3 separate regions of the Homo sapiens genome follow, and regions 2 and 3 are each linked to region 1. The links are chromatin loops, found by intact Hi-C in ENCODE. Cell type or tissue: heart left ventricle. All regions are shown on one strand.

Evidence for each region. Peaks named below come from ENCODE experiments on the same cell type or tissue, not always from the same donor. Only the 100,000 strongest peaks of a DNase experiment are listed, where the experiment ranks them.
Region 2: a loop joins it to region 1, with 2.1 times the contacts of the local background. A loop is called at or near these places in 6 of 110 quality-filtered maps.
Region 3: a loop joins it to region 1, with 5 times the contacts of the local background. A loop is called at or near these places in 29 of 110 quality-filtered maps.

Annotation. Positions count from the first base shown.
Region 1 is chr2:178,886,957-178,894,956 of GRCh38, forward strand. CCDC141 (coiled-coil domain containing 141) reads right to left here. Exons shown (of 24, transcript NM_173648.4): 9 at 1,571-1,712. The region is part of intron 1 of LOC105373766 (a long non-coding RNA gene); the gene reads left to right. Among named protein-coding and RNA genes, the nearest start is that of TTN, 84 kb to the left of the region's middle. In heart left ventricle, CTCF peaks have their summits at 4,652 (motif pointing right) and 4,852; no DNase peak of the experiment used is centred here; H3K27ac peaks cover 867 bases.
Region 2 is chr2:178,824,476-178,832,475 of GRCh38, forward strand. CCDC141 (coiled-coil domain containing 141) reads right to left here. Exons shown (of 24, transcript NM_173648.4): 24 at 5,282-8,000. It also overlaps the pseudogene RNU7-104P. Among named protein-coding and RNA genes, the nearest start is that of TTN, 21 kb to the left of the region's middle. In heart left ventricle, no CTCF peak of the experiment used is centred here; no DNase peak of the experiment used is centred here; H3K4me3 peaks cover 994 bases; H3K27ac peaks cover 2,661 bases.
Region 3 is chr2:179,125,447-179,133,446 of GRCh38, forward strand. It overlaps SESTD1 (SEC14 and spectrin domain containing 1), which reads right to left. Exons shown (of 18, transcript NM_178123.5): 10 at 6,858-6,980. LOC124906166 (small nucleolar RNA U13) reads right to left here and starts at 191; the gene lies at 90-191. In heart left ventricle, a CTCF peak has its summit at 4,392 (motif pointing left); no DNase peak of the experiment used is centred here.

The sequences.
Region 1 (8,000 bases):
TTATAGATTCTCATTATACTTGAAATGTATTTTATCAGTATTAATCTAATATAGTTTTAAATATTCAGAATTTCATGTTTTAATAACGCTGCTCTTCATAGGAGGTAATACTTGTGGTCTACCAACAAATGTTTTATGTTGAAAGATATTTCTTTTATTAACAGCTATTAGATATAAGCAATCATCCACATCCTCTAAGAACTTATCTATATTACCTATGAAGGATAATGCACTTGCTAACACATCAACAGAGATGAATTTATCTGTGAGTTGAATAGGACCCAATTTACAGGCACGTTTTAAAGGCAAGATCCAGAGCATGAGCATTGCAGTATTTTGGGAAGAGGGACTCTGGGGGAGCACCAAACCCTGGACGTGTTATAGTAAAACACAGGGACATACTTAGGACATTTAATTGATGAGCTTGGAGGACTATGATTTGATCCTCAGTGGACATGAGTCATTGACTAAAATGACCCTTGAAGGGTTCTGTTCCATTCAAGTTACATGCTTTGTCCCCTCGCTCTAACTCTAGTCCATACTCCCCAGACTCAAATTGGCTCCAAATTGGCAATAGGACAAGCAGCAACAGCTGAGGTCCTACTGTTCCACTGCCACCAAATTAGCTTGGGTCTCAAGCTCCAGGCAATGCAGCACCACAGCTGCCACCATATTTGGAAACTCCCTAAACCCAGGCACCAGAACAAGGATAAAATCCCCAAGTTTCTGGATTAATAACAGGTGAGGAAGCAATTTAAATACAGACATTGATATTTAATGCCTTCTCCAGTGAAGTCTACTAATTCTATTCATGTAAGTTCAGGCATATAAGTCCACCGTATCAAACGAAAACATCATTGAAAATTTGAGACCAAGCCTCTGCAGCAAGATTCATTAGCATCAATGCCACTGAGATATTACTAGTTTTTACTAAAGATAAATAATTTTTTTATTTAGTCAAATTGTAGCTCCTTAGTCTTATTCCCCTTTGGAAACAGGAAGTAAAATTCTTCCATACCAAGCCATCATGTTCACTCTGCAGAGAGGATTTTCACATGTATGTTTATATGCAGAATGACTGTGTTGCCTTGCACTGGTCTAGTTCAATAAAATATAATAATGGCAATTTATTCCTTGAAAAACCTAAAACTCATAATATTTGGGATCTGTCTATGTATCAATCTATCTACCTGTCTACAGTCCTGGTGTTGTATGGTACCATGGTAACAGAAACTTGTGCATATTTGAACCATGCTCAGAACCATGCAAATGAAAGATCCACTCTATTCCCATCTGTACTTGGTTCAGTTAACACAGTACTGTGCAAAGCGGGAACTGCCTTTGTGTGTATACCTTCAGGCCAGAGGCGCAGACAGGCCACCTGGGTCAGGGATGGTTGATGAACAACAGTGAATTACAACTCTGTTTAGTTCAATTAAAGGACCCAATGTGGTACATAAGGGCAGCCTAAGGAGACATGCCCCTGTCCTCCCGCCATGCCCACATACTGCCCTACCATATCATCTATTATCACCAACTTAGATATTTAAGTTTTAGTTTACGAAACTACCTTCCGTAGGTAACCCTCCACTGAGGCTGTTAGTTGTTGTTTCTTAAGAGCATATTCCTTGTGCGCTGAACACTGTTCGGTCAGATGATCCACTCGTCTCTTAATGCACCCCATCATCTCATGGATGCCGGACACCTGAGAGCTGAACAGAGCAAGCCAGCTGTTAATTCACTCCACCCCAATATAGAACACAGAATATTTGAAAACAGATCTGCTCTCATGTTAGGTAGGCGTTGGTAAAAGGCATCAGCTTTAGGATAACAGAAGTTAAGTAGCTATCATCTCGGCATAGCAGGAAGCAAAAATTATATTCTTTTGTTTTGTCTGTCAGTCCTGAGGGAAAAGATGAGTTATGGGTTTTTGCAACAAGGTCTAATCTTCTTTTCTAAAGGCTTACTTTTTAATATTTCTGTAGGATATTTTGAAAACCTTATGGCAAAGCCACAGTATGTTTACCACGACTTTTCCTTAGGATGTTATTTAAAAACTTCATTTATCTAAAGATGCTCTTTGAATAGAAATGTGGATCAGCCAATTAACAAAGCATTTACTAATCTAATAGGGTAAAATATTTACATAACACTAAGGTCCTTGTTCTCAATGATTATGAATGCTCAAGGCTGTATTCATTACATGAAAACCAAGTTATCACCAACAATTAGAAATCAAATATACTTGTTGATAAAAAAAAAAAGAAGCCATGCCTCACATTATCATTTTTTCGCCTGTGTTGGCCTCATGAGACAAAGAAAAGTGACGTGAGAGCTCCTACAATGAAAATGCCTCTAAAACAATGCATGAACTTTGAGATGGACCCTAGCTCTAGTCCAAAGATATCTTAACAAGTTTCCTCATATTGTTGATGGAATGAACACTTAAATTTTCCAACCTATCCTTAAGACTATTTAAGAAGTTGATGTCTTTCATTTCCCCTCAGTCATTTCCTTCACATACTGTATTAATAAAGATGAACATGATAACCCTTAAATTTAATTACCCAGAGTTTAAAAAGAGCTCAGAACAAGGTACAGGTTTCAGTCATTTTACCTCAAAATAATTAATTTATGACTCTGTAAAAATGAATTTAATTAGTAATGAAATGAGGGCAAGATCCTAAATGACCGAGAGGTAAAGTAACCTCACTGGAGTGATGACGATGCCACTATAGAGCTGGAAAACACTGAGGTGTGTCCTGTGGACCACAGAAGTCCCAGGTAAGTTTAATTGGAGGAAAATATGAAACCACTATGAGTAATCTTATTCCTGGCACATAATGTTTCACAGATGTTACATTTTAAACATTTAATTTTGCATTTTAATACGTAGAGACAGTGAAGAATATAATCAAGACATCAGGAGATTCTTCACATTTATCATTAAGAAATAGTTCTTAACAACACTAAATTCCATAATTCTACAAAAGCAGTGTATTGGTAATATGAATTGTATTTTGACTAGGCTTTAGACTTTGAAATATTATATGCTCAAAAGGCATTTAAAAGCCCAGCTTTCCTATATACTGTAGGCTCCAAGTTTTCTGCAGAATATGGAAACCTGGAATGAGAAAAATAAATTGAATAAAGGGCATTGTGGAAAGAAGGTACAGAGAACAAAGGTTGTGAAAGGAAATGGGCAAACACGTAGAGAAGAAACATAGCTGAAAATGGCAGAAAATGCCATTATTGAATAAAAGGAATTTGGAAATGATTAATACAATTCAGAAAGAAAAGCCAAGATAAAAGGTGCCCACTCCCACCTCTGAGTTGCCCTGTGTGGTCTCACCCCAAATGCCCTCAGTGTCTATTCCAGTTAGGGGCTATTTTACCAACTAAACTTAGAATACAGGCCTCCCTGACCCCAAGAAGCTGTAGCTTGGAGGGGAGTCCAAATTTTGAAAGTTTCCCTAGGGGAAACTAGATCTCAGTAACCAGCTCCAGCCAAGCCTCTTGATTCCTGTTCACATTACTCTTTTTTATTCCCTGGCCTTCTCCAAAGAATAAGACTGTTAGCCAGCTTCTTGCAGTTATCTATAAGTCCTAGCCATGATGTCTCAGGTACCAGAAGTACCAGAACTCAGACCCACTCTCTGACTCTGACCTGAACTTGCTCTAGCATCCCCTCCTGCTCCCAAATTTCCCACTTGAATCCCTACTTTGTCTTAATTATGTTGCTCTAATTCAACACTGACACTGAGCCCAGCCTCCTCTTTGGCCATTTGAATACAAAATGAACTCTCTTTCTAAAATGGCATCACTCAATTGTACAGTGTCATGGGAAATATAGATTATAGATGCACACTTCTTATAAATTTGCATATAGTCATAATAGCTACTATTTAATACATTCTCGCAACAGACATGCCACTTTGTTAAGTGCATTAGATGCATTATTTGATAGAATCCTTAAAATAACTTTGTGAAGTGTCAGAAAAGTAGCAATAACTTCAATTTTTAGCCAATGAAACTGAGCCTTCACAGGTGACATAACTTGCCCTAGAGACACACAGCTAATATAAGCAGCAAAGACTTGATTTAATTTCAAGTCTCTTTGCTACCTGAATAGACTTATATACTTAATAATTTTATTAAATTCATGATTAGTTATACATGTTACCTTCAGGAAATTTAAGGAAAAACAGATTACATTGGTTTAGTTTGTACCATAAAATTCCATAACGACAACTAATAAAAACAGTTATTGAGCTCTTACTGTGATAAGGCACCATTCTTAAAAAGTAGTCTGTTTTCTAATCTTCATAACAACCCTGTGAGCTGAGTAGGATTGTTATCCCCATTTCGCAGATAAGTAGACTGAGGAACAGAGACAGTCTCAGTAACTGGCCCAGTTCTGAAATGGCTGACATCTGATCTCAGAGGTCACACTCTGCCACCTCATAGTGCTTTTTCTGGGTCTATGACACATGATGTGGGGTAGGGAGTATTTTCTCCTCTAAAATTTCACTTTGCCTTGAGTTGAGTGTTCTCGGCTGTCATAGAAACAGGGATGGCCTGGCTGACAGGCTCCTTTGAAACTGGCTGGCTTTTCTAAGTAATGCAATGCCTGCTGTAGTTTTCAAAGTGGCCACTAGAGGGTCATGGTAGCTTGCTCAAATTACTACGTTTCTTGAAGGTCCCTCCAGCACAAAAAATAGGTAAACAAAACCAAACCAAGCATTCCTTCCATAAAACTGTTGCTTTTTAGCAACCTGCAATTTTAATTTAGGTGAATTACAACCAATCATATAGGATCTCTCTCTCTCTCTCTCTCTCTCTGTTTTTCAGTAACCTTGGAGATTCTGTCTCATTTTGTGGTGATTTATGCCTTATTATGTGTATCTATTGTGTTGTAAATTCTTTGAGGGAAATAAATGGTGTCCTATTTATTCTTATATCCCTTGTAGCCCTGAACACATAGCCTTATAAGTAGTAGAATATCAATGCCCATTTTCAAATCAAATAAAATAGTCTCTGGTCATTATTTAAGGGAAGAAAACACAAAAAGATTGAGAAGAACATATGCGCAGTTACCATATTTGAAATGTCGTAGTAACAGTGTCCAGTAGTTTTAAACAATGATGACTTGCACTTTTGGCCACTTGTAGAAGTTTTAGGCTATCCAAAGACTGCCCAATTTCTTCTTTGGTATGCTTTAGCATTTATAGTTACGTTAAACCAAATTTATCATGTGTAGTTTGGCTCAATACTTCCTTCTATTTAAAGCCTTAGAGGGACAGACTGAACTGCCTTGTCATTCTGTGCACCATTGCCCGTCCTGTGTGTACTCCACTCTCACATGTGGCTTAGATCCTTTTCTCGGGAAGAGAAGTTTTCATTCATCTTGGTTACTCTAGCCAGTTCCCATTTCCCTCTCTCTATGCCCTTATAACTAGGTCATCTCTGTCTGATTGGGCAGTAACCAGTTCCTTTTCTCTCATTCCCAATTAGAATATATCCATCACATTCCCAGTCCTAGGGCTTTTTCTATTCCTTCTTAGTGACACCCTAATCTGCGGGTTACATTCAGCCCTGATTCCATCCTTTTCCATTAGAAACTTTATACGATGATACCGGACTTTCCTTTTGAAAGTTCTGAAACATTTTAAAACCTGCATAGCATGCATATTAACAATTTCCTCAGCACCTGAACGGCAGGTGGTCTGATCAAAAGAAAGGTATGACCCCACTCTTTGCCAGCAATTCTTACATGAACTGAAAATAAATTGATAGAATCTCATCAGTCTCCCAGAAATGAGTCCTATTACTTTACAGTCCTATTAAATTAATGATGAGACAAGAACTGACGGTGGGTAACAGACACTTGGTTGAACCAAAAACGTGGTGGCCTGTCATTTTGTTCTGATTTGGAAGTAACACTGCTCATGTGCAGCCTGATTGGGTGGGAGAGGGGCTAACAATGGGCTTAGACTTCTAGCTCTAACAGTCTGTGGCTTTGTGATTTGCACTGGAAATATTGATTGACCTTTGGGCTGTCTCTGTAAGAATGGATTAGAGGATGCCTGTCTGTAGTGTGAACATGCGGTAGATCAGATTATTCCTGAGGTTGACTTTGACTTTTCCAAGCATCACAGACTGTGAAAGCTTCTTCAGGCATTTGTTAGAAACTCCAAATGAGAACATTCTCTCCCTTATTCATTGAGCCAATAGAGGGAAGTGGAGGGGGAAGAAAAATAATTGCTTTTTTTTTTTTTCTCAAAGAGCACAGACGTATTGACTTCTGGTTCAAGAATAGACTGCTCTATTTACTGTATGGAAGCAGTTGCCCTATCTTTGCATTTGTTGTAAATTGGGGCTGGAGGAGGGAAGCAAATTCCAATGTTAATGTGTTCTAATGATTATTTCTGAAGAATGGCAAGTTGCTTTCAAACCTTTCATAAATTACTATTGTCAGCCCATCTGGATTAGGAGCTGAACCAGATGGTAAGCACTTGACAGCTTACTCTGTCTCATTGGGAGGGATCAGCTGACCATATTTTTCTTTTTGTCTATGGACAAATTATACTTTAAAGATGGAAAAAAATCTTCCTTATCTTTAGCTTGCTGCTTCTTTTAATGGGAACCCGAAGAGTGTCTTTTTATGTTTATGGTTGTCTTTATTTTTGAGGAAACAACTGCTGCTCTCTAGTTTTCATCCCTACTTTGAAAAAGTGCCATTTATACTGTAGAAGTGAAATGCATATGTTTCTACAATAAATTTGATTCTTATTTAAGCTATATACTTTGAAAATTTCTCCCACCAAACATTTCTCTCTCTCTCACACACACACACACACACACACGCACACACACACACACACACACACACAATGTTTTATGTATAGATAACAAAGTAGAAACAGAAAGCAGTAAGTGTGGCTGAAGCTACAGGGCACCTGGGTTCTTGTTCAGATGCATGTAGAGATGGCTAGAAGTTCCATTTCTATGAGGCCATAGAGACCAACATATATGTCCTATGTGAAGGGTACCATTGCTAGGATTCTTCCTGAAATCAGTAGCAGAGCTGAAATTCTCTGCCCTCATTAGGGGAGGCTGAAAATGCTGCAGCCAACAGCTATGAGGGCCATGGAATTAAACATGGCAGAGCCATCAGGAACCACCTCAAGCCCTCTTCTGGTTTCCTGACTGCATCTTCAAGAGCCACAATATCTCCACAGACGCTTGTGTGACCCTGATCAAATAACAGAAGTACATTTTGATGCTGGACTGAAGGTCCTATGAGTCCAGGTGGTCACTGCAAAGCTGCTAAGGAGGAAAGAGCAAAGAGAGAAGCAAGCAAGCAAAAGAAAGTCAAAGAAAAAAACCCTCCCACTCCAAATGAGAGTGCAATCCAAAATCTCAAAACACATGAAGAAAAGCAAATCCAAGATATGTTCAACAACCAAGAGATAAATGTACTCTAGCTGTAAAGAAAATAAGTACAGCAATCTGACAATGACTTTAAAGTAAATGCCTGAGATCATCAGAGAGATTAAAAAAACCCAACACCCACAATAAAAGACCAAGAAACTTTGAAACAAAAAGTCAGAAATAAAACAAAATTAGACACACAAAAAAATTAGAAATCACAGAAATGAAAACAATATATTTTCTAAAATAAGAAATCAATGAATGAAAACAAAGGGAAAAAGGAAAAAAGAGAAAATACCCTGAGGACCCATGGAGAGTGCAACACAGAGAGTTAAAATAGTGAAAAAATACCAAAGACAGGTAAGAGACTGCAAAGAGACCAAGAGGCTCCAACATTCTTCTAATAGAAGGTATAGAAGAGAAAAAAAAGGTAATAGCAGAAAAGTAATATTTAAAAAGATACTTGCTGAAATTTTCTCATAATTTGCGACATAATACTGAGATTAAAAGGGCACAGCAAGAGCTAAACAGATAAATGCACACATTTGAGATTATTTGGAAAACAT
Region 2 (8,000 bases), 62 kb before region 1:
AGCCAGCATGGTGGTGTGCACCTGTGCCAGCTACTCAGGAGGCTGAGGCAGAAGAATCGCTTGAACCCGGGAGGCAGAGGTTTCAGTGAGCCAAGATCACGCCACTGCACTCCAGCCTGGGCGACAAGAGTGAGACTTCGTCAAAAAAAAAAAAAAAAAAAAAAAAAAAAGTCAGCTGCAACTGAGGACCAGCCCCTGTACCTTAGACTGTGCTCCTGACTTGTCCAGGAACATCCTGTTAAACCTGGGCCATCTTTCATGGTGTTCATAATCCATTTTGGGTTCTCAAAGTAAATCAGTATTTGTGCAATTATACAATGTATTGACATAGGTTTGAACAAAACCTATAATAGGTACTTTGTATATCCATTTATAAGTCCTGGATGGGGTCTTTACAGTGCTCTACTGTTTATACTACTATATTTACAAGGCCTTCGATAAAATACAAGTTTAATACTTGGCTTTTGTGGTACATCAGTTAGTTTTCTTTTAAGTAATAAAGTACAATGCCATAATAATTTAGAATATTGACATATAAGACCAAAAATTACTCTCAAGAAAATGTTTAATGTAAATGAAGAAAATAATTATACTTAACATTTAGACAATACAAAACAATTAGTTGCATTGAAAAGTTTCCAGTTAACTAAAAGTGCCAAAATAGCCGTTTGTATTTTATCATTTAATTAATTAACAAACTAAAATATGACTTTATGAAATACTACTTTTAAAGGTGTAATACAGTGGTTGGCATATTTTAGCTTAGGTTTCTAAGAAGAAATCTTAGAAATAATACTAGCAGCCAGGGCCCATCCTTGCTGATAGAAAAGTACATACCCACAGTAGCTACATTCATTCCTGCAGCACAGCAGATGACCAACTGGTAAATCATCCACTCCAGGATGTGATGTCAGAGGCCAAAAGGACTTCTTTTATTTTATTTTGATCATGTTATTATTGGAGAAAGCCCAGCTCAGCAATCCTGTAATTACAATTTCCTTCTATTTTTTCTCTCTTGATCTGTTGATAACGACAATGGTAGTTAATGATCAAATTTGATTTATGTTTCACATCAAGTATTCCCTCATTCTGTTGAGCATCATCTTCTCCAAGTAATTTACCTCTCCCAAATCTGCCCCCCACCCCCCACCCCCCACCAAAATATCAGAGGAAGGTGCAAGAAAAAGCAAGTGTGACATGTCGCAACTAGATTTCAGGTTTCCATAATGTCTGCAACCAACATATGGAAAAGGGGCAATTTCTTACAGCCTGCCTTTGCCATGGTCTCTGGAGATGCCTGATCACTGCACTGACAGCTCCCAACTTTTTCTTGAGTGCAGTTGTTGCAGATCTTCTGCTTTGGTGATTTTGCTATACTCTGATTAGTTCCAAGAGTTTTTTGTAGATTCTTTGGGATTTTCTAGGTAGAAAGTCATGATATCTGTAAATCAAATTAGTTTTCTTTCTTTTAAAATCTTAGTAACTTTTATGTTTTCTTGTCATATTCACTAGTTAGTGTTTCCAGTCAACATTGAATAAGAGTGGTAAGAGAGGATGTCCTTAAGTATGATGTTAGTTACAGGTTTTTATAAATGTTCTTTATCAAGCTGAGGAAGTTTCCTCTGTTACTAGTTTTCTGACAGTTTTTAAAAATTATCATGAATACACATTAGATTTTTGTCAAATGTTATTTCTGCATCAATTGACATAATTACATTATTTTTCTTCTTTTGCCTGTGGATGTGGTGGATTCACTGATTGATTTGTGAATTTTGAAAGAGCCGTATATACCTAGAACAAATCCCACGTCTTGTGTGGGATTCTTTTTATCCATTGTTAGATTTAACTTATTAGTGTTGTGTTGAGGATTTTTGTAATTATATTCATGAGAGATATTGGTTTTTAGTTTTCATTTCTTGTAATACCTTTACCTGGTTTTACTATTAGCATAATTCTGACCCAAGAGAATAAGTTTAAAAAGAGTTCTCTCTGCTTCTATTTTCTGGAAGAGACTGTGGAGAATGGCTATTTTTTTCCCTTTAAATGTTTGGTAATTTACCAGTGAAATCATCTGGGCCTTGTGTTTTCTTTTTTTGGAAAGTTGTTAATTATTGGTTCAATATCTCTAACAGATAAAGGGCTTTTCAGGTTTTCTATTTCTGCTTGTGTGAGTTTTGGTAGTTTGTCTTTCAAGGAATTGATCTAGTTCATTTCAGTTATCAAATTTGTGAGCTTAGAGTTTCTTTCATTTCTATTATTAGTAATTTGTGTCTTCTCTCTTTTGGTTATCCTGGCTAGAAGTATATCAATTTTATTGATCTGCTCAGAGAACAAGCTTTTGGTCTCATTGATTTTCTCTATTATTTTCCTGTTTTAAATGTCATTGATTTACACTCTCGTTTTTAAGTTTTCTTTTATTCTGCTTGCTATAGGCTTAAACCACTTTTCTTTCTCTAGTTTCCTAAGGTGACAGCTTAGGATGATTTTAGATTTTTTTCTTTCTAATATATGCATTTAATGCTATACATTTTCCTCTACACACTATTTTTCTACATCCCACAGATTTTGATAAGTTATATTGGTAATTTCATATTTTTCAAAATATCTAAAAATCCTTATTGAGATTTTTTTGATCTACATGTTATTTAGAAGTGTGCTGTTTAATCTACAGGTATTTCTGGATTTTTGAGCTTTGTTATTAATTTCTTGTTTCATTCCATTGTGGTCTGAAAACCTGCTTTTGTATAATTACTATTCTTTTAAATTTTTAATGGATGATATATGGCCAAGAATGTGGTCTATCTTGGAAAATGCTCCACGTGAGCATGAGAAGAATGTGCATTTTGCTGTTGTTGGATGGAATATTCTATGTGTCAATTAGATGAAGTAGATTGATAGTGCTGTTTAGGTCATGTATTTCCTAATTTTTGACTGTTAGTAATCCCATTTTTTGAACTTCTCTATTCTCCTTCCTTATATTGTATATATTCTTACTTTGGTTATATGTCTAAAGACAACTTTCCTTCCCCCTCCCTCGACCCCTGTTGTGAATAATTTCAGCTTCCTCTAGAACTCTTTGCACCATAGTGCACTTAGGGGGTGATGTTCACATAGAAGATGAAAAGTTACTGATGGACTGAAATGTACTAGGGTGATCCCTTCAAATCAGCAAGGAAGCTGAGGTATTCTAGCACACCCCAGGAGTGCTGGTTTGAAAGGCTGGCTGGTGTCTAGCAATGGTCTCTGGGAATTTTATTACCAGAGACTTGTATTGGTTCTTCTAAAACATGGTCATTGTAGTAGCTTCCTAGGGCTGCCATAACAAAGCACCACAAAGAGGGTGGCTTAAAACAACAGAAATGTATTCTTTCATCGTTCAGAAGGCTAGAAATCCAAAAGTCCAAAGTCTAAGCCAAAACAAGCATTCTCTGTCCAAGGGCTTTAGGGAAATATATTTCCTCACTTCTTTTAGCTTCCAGCGATTGCAATCTCTGGTGCACCTTGGCTTATAGCAGCTGCATTACTCCAATCTCTGCCTCTGTTGTCACGTGTCATGTACTGCCTCCTCCCTGTGTGTCTCCTCTGTGTCTCTGTGTCTGCCATGGCCTCCCTTTAAAGACACCAGGAAATGGATTTAGGGTCCACCTTGACACTACTGAACCCGGTAGAGTCCTCTTACTGGGTAACAAAAATTGTCATGTAGAAACATTTTATTGTGGTCTCTAACTTCTCGGGGAGTTCCCTAAAAACGTTTCCAGAATCCACAGGAAATTCACACAGACAGAGAAGCTGAAAGCCAAAGCTGACACTCAGCGTCCTCACCGTGTTGCGTAGCCAGTTTATCCCTTCCAGTTTTACATATCCCCAGTCACCACCCCTAAGTGGAACATAGCATACAAATCTTTCAGCTTTCCATAGACCCCATTTTCTCACCAGAAATTATGTTCTTTGGGTGGGGAAGCATTCTTATTTAATCTACTAACCCAGACCAGAATGTGATAAGAAATACTGTTACTCTTGTAAGAGTAATAGAAATGAATAAAAATGCATTTTAAAAGGCACCTTCTGGAGCTGCATTCACTTGAATCAAAGGCTGACCCTGCAGGGTTGGCACGGCAGCAGCTGCTAGAGGAGCGGTTCTGGAGCAAATGGGCATATTCCCCTTTCTGACCCTGCCAAGTAAGTGGTTTCCTACCTTGTCTGCATTTCCAGCTGACTCTGTTTTCCAACAGCTTGTTTGTGTGTGGGTGTGCATAATACTTATTACAAAGCGAGGTGGCTGTCTGCCATCATTAGCATAATATGCGTTGGAGACAATTTGCCATGGATAAAGTAGGTCCCTTTATATTTCACTGATTTTTTTATACTCAAAAGATTTTATTGCATGTTTTTTTAAAATGCATACATAAGATAAAAATACCATTTTGTAGATGCTTGAATCAATAAAGTTCTTGTAAAAAGAACTGTTGTTGAATGGGACAAAGGAAAAGGATTTCATTTTATTACCTAGTTCTGGAGCTGCTATTTTACAAGTATTGATGTTTACATGCATTCTAAATGGAAAAAGAGCCACGGCAAGCAGCCATGAGAATACAGATAGAAAACTTCATGTTATGTAACTATTATTGTTCTGGTTTAAAGAAAAATTGGATTTGATCTATTTTTTTCATCTACTCCTATGGTTAAAATATATTTTGATTTCACCCAGTTTTTATTGTGCTAATTGGGAATACACACACATTCTTGTCTATACAATTATTTCTGCACTCTTGCTCTTTAAGGAAGATAGGAAGTTAATTTTGTGGTACAAAAAGGAGGATCCAATGAATCCGATTTGCCATGTCCTGGGTTACACAAATGAAACTGCTGTTGAACAGAAGGAAGAGTGAGCAGGCCAAATGCTCAAACTCTCAACACAAAGGCTTGTTCACCCTGAGGAGGGTCATGCCTCCAACCTGCACTGATGCTCAGATGGTTCATGATGTTATACAAACTCTCACCATCAAAAGGAACAGTGCTGTGGAGATTCATGGAAAAAGGCCAAAATCACAGCTGTGTGCTTCCTGTTTTTGAGGTTGAATTCATGCACAACTGATAACATTCAAATCTCATCTCCTGTGATAAGCACAGAGAAAATGAATTGTTTTTGCTTTAAAAAGGACACTTTCATTTAAGTCAACGCAAATCTTTTAGCTTTCCAATGCAACTCAAGATTCCGCTTATTATAAATGGAAAACAGTCTGTCATGCCTTGGCATTTACATTGACACAATATCAGAGCATACTGGAAGGAGATATTTTATTTTGTTTCAACTAACTTATTTCATGGCTGCACTTAAAATGCTGTGCATACAACAGGAGTTTCAAAAGCTTCAGATGGTGATTTTTAGTAAGAAATGGTCATGAATAAAGACAAACATAAAGCAGAACAAAATAAGATATTCTTTCCTTTCTTCATTTGGAATTCAAATACTCTTAAGTTCTTGGATTTGGCTTTCTTTATATTTACAAGTTTGTATGAAATACTGGTTTCAAATAAGATCTGTTCACAGCCCAGACTACTGAGCCCCAGCTACAATTAAATATTGATCATTTACGTAGTGTTCTAAAGAAGTACATAAATTCTGGTTTTGACAGTTTGGATTTAGTCATAGAGAGTGGAGGCATCCAGTTCCTCATACCGGATGATGATTTATGCCTAAGTACATATGTTTTAAAATGTTGGAACACTTTAAAATGTTGGAACAATATTGATCCAGGAACAACAATCCTGGACCTTTCCTCTTTCCTCCTTACTATTATTTTAGTCCGTGGAGCCAGCATCTATTTTTAAATTCAAATTTTCAATCAGGGTCTAGCCCAGAGGGTCTGGAGGGTTCTCACACAAGTTTTGCAGATGAGGTGAGAGATTTTCATGAGTGCTTCATTGTTAGGGCCTGATTCGGATTGACTCCTGTCTATAAGAAGGGAGAATCATCTTTGTCTTTTTACATTTCCCCTCTCCTCCCTCTAAAAAGGGGAGAAAAACAAGCTAGGTTTATCTTTGTTTACCTTTGGCAACAATTCAATTCAAAAGAGTTTACTGAGTGTGACTGTGTCTTAGGTACTGGCAATACAATGACAACAGGGCTGTCATGAATCCTGCTGATAAGGTTCTTACAGCCTAGCCAGAGGAGACTGATGCTCAAACCTGCGATTCCTTTGTGTATATTCAGGGGCGTGGCTGGGCAGTGCAGGTGCTGACAGTGCACATGGCAGGACCATCTACTCTGGACTTGATGGGTCAGGAGGCTTCCCAGGGGAAGTTGTGTCTCAGCAGAACTGGAACATAAGCAAGAGTTAAGTCACATGAAGATAGGGTGGTGAAGATAGTAAGAGAGTTATAGGAAGAAAGGGCTGGAGAGAAGAGCATGATATGTTAAAACCCTGAAGTTAAATGTCACTTTACTAGGGGTTGGGGGTAATAGGAGGGGATCAAACCGAGGCCAGAGAGGGGAGGCCAGGTTGTAAAGGGTCTATGAACTACTTGAGGAAATTTAAATTTGAGCAAAGCAGTTAGAAGGGTCTTGTAGTCATCTATTTTAAGTATGTGTCTTGATTATGAGTGATAGAGGTTACCATTATTGATTAATATAGCTAAAAAATTTTCTGCATCTTGTTCAAATATTTTAAATATCATAGAATATTCAGAGATTCAAATGTACAGATTCCTACAGTAAATTTCTCTTGGAATTGAGTGTGAAAAACTACCACCAAATATTTATACATCCTTTTATTGGAAAATCAAAGCTGGAAAACTCAATGATTTTGCCTTATGAAAACTTAAAAACATTTTGTTTTGCAGTTCTTCAAAGTATCAAGTATTTATAATTTGTTTAAGAGTTTAGAAGTTTTAAAACGTTTTCTGGTGAAAATCTTGAGTTTAATTTTCACCAGAAAACCTGCTAGACAAATTCTAAAAGAGCTGTAACACATGTAATTTTTAAACTTTCTTTTCATTTTAGTTTTCTTGTTGAAAATGTTTTGATATTACTAACCATTCAGGATTTTCTCTAGAAGTAAATGGTTATAAATTATGTATATACCTTAAAATAGAAACAACACTTAAATTTCCTAGGTCTTACATTTTTAACCAGTAACTGCAATTGATACTTTCATAAGAATAATTATTTGCTCAAGACAGAAATCCCAGCAAAAAGGAAAATCACACTTAACTTTTTGAAATTAAAACATAACCAGAAGAATAACTGCGTAATTATTCTTTACTGCTGTGGGAGTCAATCAATAGCCCAGATGAATAGGTAGATGGATAGGTACACAGAAAGCTATCTGTACTATATCTTGAATATCAGCATAGTACTCTTCTGATCTTTGTGCTCCCCCACCCCCACCTTTCTCTTTCTCTCTCTCTCTAAAAATGGATTTTGCATGCTTTTTTCCATCATAACCATGGATGCATATGTATCTCATTCTGCTCCCCAAAGAGTTAACATGAACAAGCATGCAATAGAGAAAGCAAACCAGGAATTCCCATGCCCTAACAACCCCAACACACAAATTCAACCATGTTGACAAAATGGGAAGGGAGATCCTGCCAAATTAATAAGAAAGAGAAAGTGGGAAGAGAGACAGTTTGTTACCGGGTCTCACCTGCCTTCTTTGTTCATGAATAGGTTTTTACTCTTTAGCTTCAACGTGGGCAACAGCAGTTAGGCAAGATTCACACATTATTTGAAATTGGACAAAAAGGATACAAGAGGCCGGCTATGGTGGCTCATACCTGTAATCCTGGCACTTTGGGAGGCTGAGGCCCAGCCTGGCCAACATGGTGAAACCTGGTTTCTACTAAAAATGTAAATATTAGGTAGGCATGCCTGTAATCCTAGCTACTCAGGAGGCTGAAGCAGGAGAATTGCTTGAACCCGGAGGTGGAGGTTGCAGTGAGCCAAGATGGCACCACTGCACTGGGCAAGAGAGCAAGACTCTTTCTCAAAAAAAAAA
Region 3 (8,000 bases), 240 kb after region 1:
CTCTGCCTAATGTGTGCCTGTACCAGAGTAGCCGAACATGGGTAGACTAAAAACAACTAGGTGGATAGCGCTCTCTCTCTTTTCCCTCACATCAGAAGGGTAACGTGCTGATGTTGTTACAAGGCTTAGAGGGAGACACATCTCAGATGAGTGTGAGCACCCATCATCATGCTTATAAACTACAAAAGGATTGACAGATCTCTTTTTAAAGTTATGACTAAATAATCTCAAATGAGTCTTTGGCAATCCTTTTATGTTTCTCTAGTAAATTCACTTTCTCATTCTCATGATCATTTATGTTTTTTTCACTATCAGTCTCCAATTCCCTTTTCACTTCTTCATTCTCAGCCAAAGATCTTAATTCACTGGGAAGTAATCGGAAAACTCTTTCATCTTCCCACCAACAAATCCCCAACCCTCCGTTCTTCTACAGCCCTATGCTCTGCCCTCAGAGCTGTAATAATCAGCCGCCTGTCTCTTCTTCTAAGGCCAACCACTCCACTTGTGCATTACAGCCTATCTCTGTTGCCTACACAAAGCTTTGCTCTCACAGTTATCTTCTCTGTCTCCCATCAGTTCTTCTGTCTCAACTGGATTATTTCCACCAGCATATAAATAAGCTGTAATTTATTAAACAATAAAATACACATTTAAGATTTGTGCATTTTACTACGCTGAAATTAAACCTCAGTTAAAAAAAATTTTTTTCTTAAAGGAGTTCTCTGTATTTACTCTTTTCTCATTTTTCATTCTTTTTTTAATCCATTCCAATCAGGATTTTGTTTTCCCACCCTTCTGAAACCAATTGTCAAATTCACCAAAAAATTCCATCTTGCCACAAATCCAATGGTCAATTCTCAGTCTTTATTTTATTGAACCTCTCAACAAACAGCTGCATTTGGCACAAGTAAGCACTTCCTCCTCCTTCAAATGGCCTTTTCTCTTGTTTTCTGAGACACAACAGCTCCTTTTAGCCTTCTTTGCTGGCTCTCCTCCCTCTTTTTGCACTTAAAGTTTAGGTTGACCCAAGGCTCAGTTTTCCAGAGGCTCTCTTTTCTTCTCACTGGGTTTGGATGACTTCACCTAGTCCCATGCCTTTAAATAGATCTATAGGCTAAGAATTACCAAATTAATATAGGCTTTAAATATATCTATAGGCTAAGAACTACCAAGTTAATATAGGCTCTAAATACATCTATAGGCTAAGAATTACCAAATTAATCATCAACACTGACCCCTCCCATGAACCCCAGATACTGATACCCAACTGCCCACTAGCCACCTTCATCTGGATGACTACTAGATATCTAAAATCTAACCTGCCACCAAAGACACTGATTCACTATCCTCCCAACCTGTTCCTCTCGCAGTCCTCCCTGCCTTAGTAGCTGCTAAGGCCAAAAGCCTGATTCTTTCATCAGCAAGTCTTGCTGGCTCAACCTCATCAACTTCTATCAATTCTCATTACTTCTAATGCCTCCATCTATCAGCCCCCCGCCTTCCATTTTCATTGCTAGTCTCTGTTCCCTATTTTCCACACAATAGCCGGTGATTTGCTTAAAACATAAATTAATTATCTGTCCAAAAGTTTCAAATAACTTCACATAACATTTAAAATAAATTTCAAGTTTCTTTTCATGGGCTAAAAGACATTACATGTTTTGGCTCCTGACTTCCTCTAAAACTTTATTTTCTGTGACTCTCCTTTGCTCCCTGTACTCTAGCCACACCAACATTCTTGCTGTTCCTCAATCATCTTCCTGTGCTGGGGTGTTTCTACTGCTGTGTCCTCTATCTGAATTGCCCTTTGTTTGGATTACTTCTCGACATCATTTCAAGGTTTCTGATTAAATGTCATCTCCTCAGAGAGGCCTTTCCTAAAATCTATACCTATATTGCTTTCCGCTCCCCAACTTGAATGTAAATTCCATATAGTAAGACAGTATTATATGGCAAAAGCCTAGAACAACACATGACACATAGTATGTGCTCAATTAACATTCATTGATTGAAGGTATAAAACATTAATCACTGTAGATTTACTGACATTACATTAAGTAGGTAACAGAGGGTGATTTTGTCACTCAGGGAACATGTGGCAGTGTCTGGAAACATTTTGGGTTATCACAACTGAGGAATGGGGATGCCACTGCATGCAGTAAGTAGAAGCCAGTGATGCTGCAAAATACCCTACCATGTGCAGGACAGCCCTTACGACAGACATTTATCTGGCCCAAAGTCTCAAGAGTCTGCTGAGGATGAGAAATCCTCCTATATCCAATGGTGATGATAATATCTGTCTTACCTTGTTTATCAGTTATTGTTTGGATTTAACTCAATAACAAGCATAGAATATTTTTAAACTACATAGTTTATAATGGTTAACAGAGACTATTTTAAAGTAGAAAATATTACCTCAGAAAATTATCACTGTCATGCTCTAAAATATAAAAGGATTTCAATACCTTATTCATAGTACTTACATATCATTAAATGCTCTAAATAAATAGGCTTAACTCTTTGAAGACGTAATAGCAACGATTCTGAGAAAAGCAGTGAAGGATTAGAGTCCTAGAATAGCACTTTTCAGAGCTACCAGCATTAGACCACTTGGGGTGTTTATTAAAAATGTCTAAGCTTCACTCCTGACTTACTAAATCAGTATCTGGAGTTGGCCCTGGAATATATATTTCAACAAGCATCTCTGATGACTCTTATGCCTGTTAAGGTTTAGGAATCACCACTGTGGAGCTAATTATTTCCTGGTTTGAATTTGTAAAATATAGGCTCCAGCAACCTGACCAGGGATGTAAATACATTGTGAGGACTAGTATGTCTCAAGAAATTAACACCTGAAATTAGAGACATTGATATTACCGATTGAGGTTGCCATAAAGAAATAGTCTCTCTGGGATGTGGAGAGCAAAAAAATCTGGCTAATACATTTGCATGTATTTAAAAAAAGTCATCCAAATGTTTCTTCCTAAAAAACGGGTATGTACGGCCGGGCACAGTGGCTCATGCCTGTAATCCCAGCACTTTGGGAGGTCAAGATGGGCAGATCACGAGGTCAGGAGATGGAGACTATCCTGGCCAACAGGGTGAAGCCCCGTCTCTACTAAAAATACAAAAATTAGCTGGGTGTGGTGGCGCATGCCTGTAATCCCAGCTACTCTGGAGGCTGAGGCAGGAGAATCGCTTGAACCTGGGAGGCAGAGGTTGCAGTGAGCTGAGATAGCACCACTGCACTCCAGGCTGGCGAGAGAGCTAGACACTGTCTCAAAAAAAAAAAAAAGAAAAGAAAAAAAAAAAAACCCAGTAGAATGTAGACTGCCTAGAACCTTAGGTGTATTTTGTTCACTTACAGCCATTCTCCGGTCTGTCTCTTATGTATATTTAACTGTGTAGAAAATGATTATTTTATAGCAAAATAAAAAAACACCAATATATGGGATTTGGATTGAGATGGTAAGAAAAGGGCTTGAAGGTTCACATTTAGGACACAAGCAGTCAGGATTGACAATGCAATCATGTTGGCAGTGACGCATACTTGGTGAAATGATGGATATTTATACTTTATACCATGAAATGTGAATCCATATGTAGGCAGAAGGAAACAGTGCCAACTCGGGTTAAAAAGGTGATTATACTCAGACTACACATTAGGAGAAATGAGTCTTGATTCGCCAGGTAGACCTGTTCTGCATAATGCACCAGAGAAAGTGGTTTCTTTGTAGACCAGAACTCAGCACTATGAGATGGTGGGATAGTGACAAAATTCTGAAGTAGTTTCAGATATTTATGCTCCTCGATGTTCCTATCACACACGCTTTTCCTACCACACACTTTCTTCAACCCAAAACATAAAATTAGATTTTTGAACTAAACTGCTTTTAAATTTATTGTCAGTTACTATAACCATTTTCATGTACCTTATTTTTTTTGTTGTGTTCTATTAAAAAACCAAGTTAACTTCTAATTACCAATCCTTGAACTAGAACTACAGGTTGGCAGAAATTTCATTTTTCTATGTATTAAAACTTAATATCCTAACAAATTTGGGGTTTTTAGCTTTATTTCTGCATTATGCTTTTATATGGACTCTAAAATTTAATATATGACATAAAATTTAATATATGACATTGAGCTGGTAATGCAAGATTGTATGTTAAAAGTTTTCTCAAATTCTACCGTTAACAGCTGTCAATGCCAGAAATTAGTCATACTTTCACAAGACTTGAACAATTCCAATAATGCTTTAATCTGTTAACTCTTAGTTACAGAGAGAAAAGAAAGCTTTTAATAAAATATTAGAATATCTTAAACATCATAAGCTAAAATATTCATCCAGCATCAACCAACCTATTCTCAGGGTGACAATGCAGTGCCACCTATTGGCTAAAACAGCACAACTGGCTTTTTAAAAATATGTCAAAAGTGGGAAGAATAGTGTAATGAACTCCTTCCTATCCAGCTTCAATAATGATCAATTCATGGGTAATTCTGTTTCACATACACTCCCATCCATTCAATCTGTTCCTACCTCCCAATTCTGAAACAAAACCCAAATATCACACATGATTTAAGGAAATAAAATCTCTTGATAGCCATCAATGTTTCTTTAGGTCATGTCTATAAATGCAGATGTCAATGTATATGTACATTCCTAAGTATTAAAAGTACAAGAATGAAAAACTACTGTAGCTTAACCATATCTGTAAAATTTAGTAGCTTTCTCTAAGAGACAGCTAGAGAAAGGATCCCCCCTGGGTATCAAGAGATCTGTGTCTTAACAATAGTCCAACTATTCACTGATCAAAAAACGTAGCTTCCCAGTTTTTTCATCTATAAAGTAAGATGAAGATATTAGAATAATCTATAAGGTATTTTGCAATTCAAAAGTTTTATATATTGGTTCCACATTATAAGTAAGCTTAAGCACATGGGAAGGGCCACCCTTAAGCGATGTTTCTTTAAGCTGATTTTGAAAACCTTATAAATATATTAAAAATACAAAACCAACATCTGAACATAGCAATTTCTATGTACATCATCTGCAATTTCATCCATACTATACGCAATATGAAATTTGCTTTTGAAGTCTTTTTGTAAACTTAGAGTACAGTACAGTATGTATACAATCCAATTTCTAACTGTAATTATTTATCTTGGCATTTAAAAAAAATAATAAAATATAGATAAATCCTGTCTTTAGAATCCTCATGTGCCATGTGTCCTTCCTAAAAAGAACTTTTGGAATACTTTCATAACTAAATCCCCTTAGGTGAAGTCTAGAATGTTCTAGAGTAAATACAGTTTTTTAGGAACTAAAGAGAGGAACAAATTGTAGACTCTAACTATAGTAACATGTTCTAGAACAGTCTACCAGGTTCAAACAAATCACAATCCATGTTAAAAAAAAAATCAAAACATTATTTTAAAAGTACCAAGAGAATTAAAAGATTATATCCTCAGGAACAGGGTTTGTAATATGATTATTTTAGTATAAAAGGAAGAACCATTATGTTGGAACCTGTGAAATGCATAAAATAAATCGATTTTCAATTATGAGATTTCATTTTCAAGTTTTTTACAAGTACTAATTAGAAAAATTGCAAGGAATATATATGTAGTGCCTTTAGACAATTCCAAATCTTGTAATATCTCTTATTATTCCTTCAGCTAGATTACAACTGCTTTAGGGTATAGTAGTAGATTTTCTGCCAATACCAGTAATTGCTATACCTGATTTACAGAACATTACAAAGAAAGCAATATGAGGAAACTAAGCAAAATGGAATACATTTAGAAGAAAAATAAGAATCAGATATTGTTAAATTCTAGTAAAGATGAGATTTACTCATTCATTCAAATTTATTCCCAAGCAAACCATATTACTTATTCTTTAATCTTGTTTAGTTAAAAATGGACATTTCCTAATACTATCCAACATAATTAGAGGAAAGAAGAAACGTTGCAGAAATTAATGTTCCGACGGTACTTAATGCTCATCTGGGTCCAGAGTTTAACATTTTGACCACCTTTTTTAAGACAACCTAAGGAGAAGGGAATTAATGGATTCAAATTTTATTTTTCCAATTTTGTATTTAATCTATTTTAAATTACCAAAGTAATATGACCTTAGGGAGAGGGGGGTGAGCTACCCCGTCCACAAACTGGATGATCTCTTTCTCAGTAATGAAGAATTAACTGTAACAGAGCAGGAGATTAACGAACACCAGCTTCTTTCACATAACAAGTTGTTAAATTTTAAATTATCTTTAACAATTATTATCTATAATCTGCTTAAGAATCTATTTATTTCCCAATTTTATACCTGTGATTTGTCTGATTACCCCTTTCACAAATACAAAAGGGACCCCTAAATGCTCAGAGAATGGAAAAATATTCTGCACCCTCTGGACTTACTCTCCATCAGTTGTGTTTAATGCAGCAATTCTGCTATCACTCTCAGGCATTTAATTGTACTATATACTCCCAATAAAGTGGGGGTGAGGGGGACTTGAAAACAGAAGTTTCTGTCACAGAGACTACAGATGAAAGCTCTATTTTTGTATTATCACTCTTTTTTCTGTCACTGTAGCTTTTAAAATTTCATGCAAATTGTGCTTCTATAAAAATATAATTAAACTGCATTAGAGACAAAACCAAAAACAACCTTCTAATTAACATGTACTAAGTAATCAAAATGTACTTTATGACCTCTAGGCACTTAACAAACTGTACTTCATGCCCCATACCAAAGTTTGCAGCAACTTATCACTCAGTACCACATATGCTACTAATTACCCACGTTCATAATATCATTGTAACTTGCAGAGGAAAAAGCCTCTCACACTGTGCTGGCTCTCAATCTCTTCGTGTTTCTGCTGTAGGGCCTGGGAGGCCCTAATGGAGTCTCCAATGCCCCACTGGGCTCTTAGTTGTTCTGATCCAGGCCCTTCTAGCCAGTTCACCACCTATAAACAAAAGTTGAGATAACATTTTTTAAAGAATCAGAAACTTTTCAAACTTTCATTCTAACTTATTTTTCCCCTCCCAAAGTTCCCCAATTATTTTTAATGTAAATTATTTACATTCTATCACATAGGCAGTAAATGTTTCTTTTGGAACTACACAGCTATAATGTGACAACATTTTCAAAACTTAAATGTGGAAGAATGTACACTGTAGCATCACAAGCTTTCAGCTATCTGATTATCTTTCAGGCTAAAAGAAATCTGGAATGCTTCTATAAAAGAGGATTAAAAATTAACTTACGAAAAGAGAATCAGAGAATCATAAGATTTAGAGTTGGAAGAAACATCAGAAATGATATCAGTCAAAGTTCTTAACTAACATTTAAGAAAACTGAGTTTCAAACAGATTAAGTGACTTGCCCAAGATAACATAATCCATTATTGAAAAACTGGACTAACAGCCATATGTTCTAACTCATAGTCTAATGTTCTTCCCAAGCATTGAAAAAACTGACTGAATTAACTACTATAAAGTTAATATACCACTTTATCACTTCAAAAATAAAATTAAAAACTAATTAGAATTATGCTAATGTAATAAATACCCTCTTGGACTCTTCTTAGGATCAACCAACATTCAGACCCACAAAAGGCCCCACTGGCACCAGTCTGCTAGTAAGGATATAGGGTGGGAACTATAGTTTGCCAGGATGACAGCATCAGGAGTTCTTCAGCTGAGTCCCTCAAGCAGGTATAAGGAGATGAGATCAGTATGGGGCAGATATGGGAGACACTCTGGCATCAAAACATGATACCCCACAGGACTATGCCCATTATGAGTCACTAAACTCAAGGATCCCCACCCCAAGTTATGCCTTCCATCATATATTAATAATTCTCCCAGTCCAGATCTGGAATAATGTTTACTATAAGCAATATTGCCTAGTAACGTAGTTGACATTCCAATTTTTAATCAGGTCTTCAGGGGAACAGAGCTAAAGGGTTAAGCAAAGATCAAGT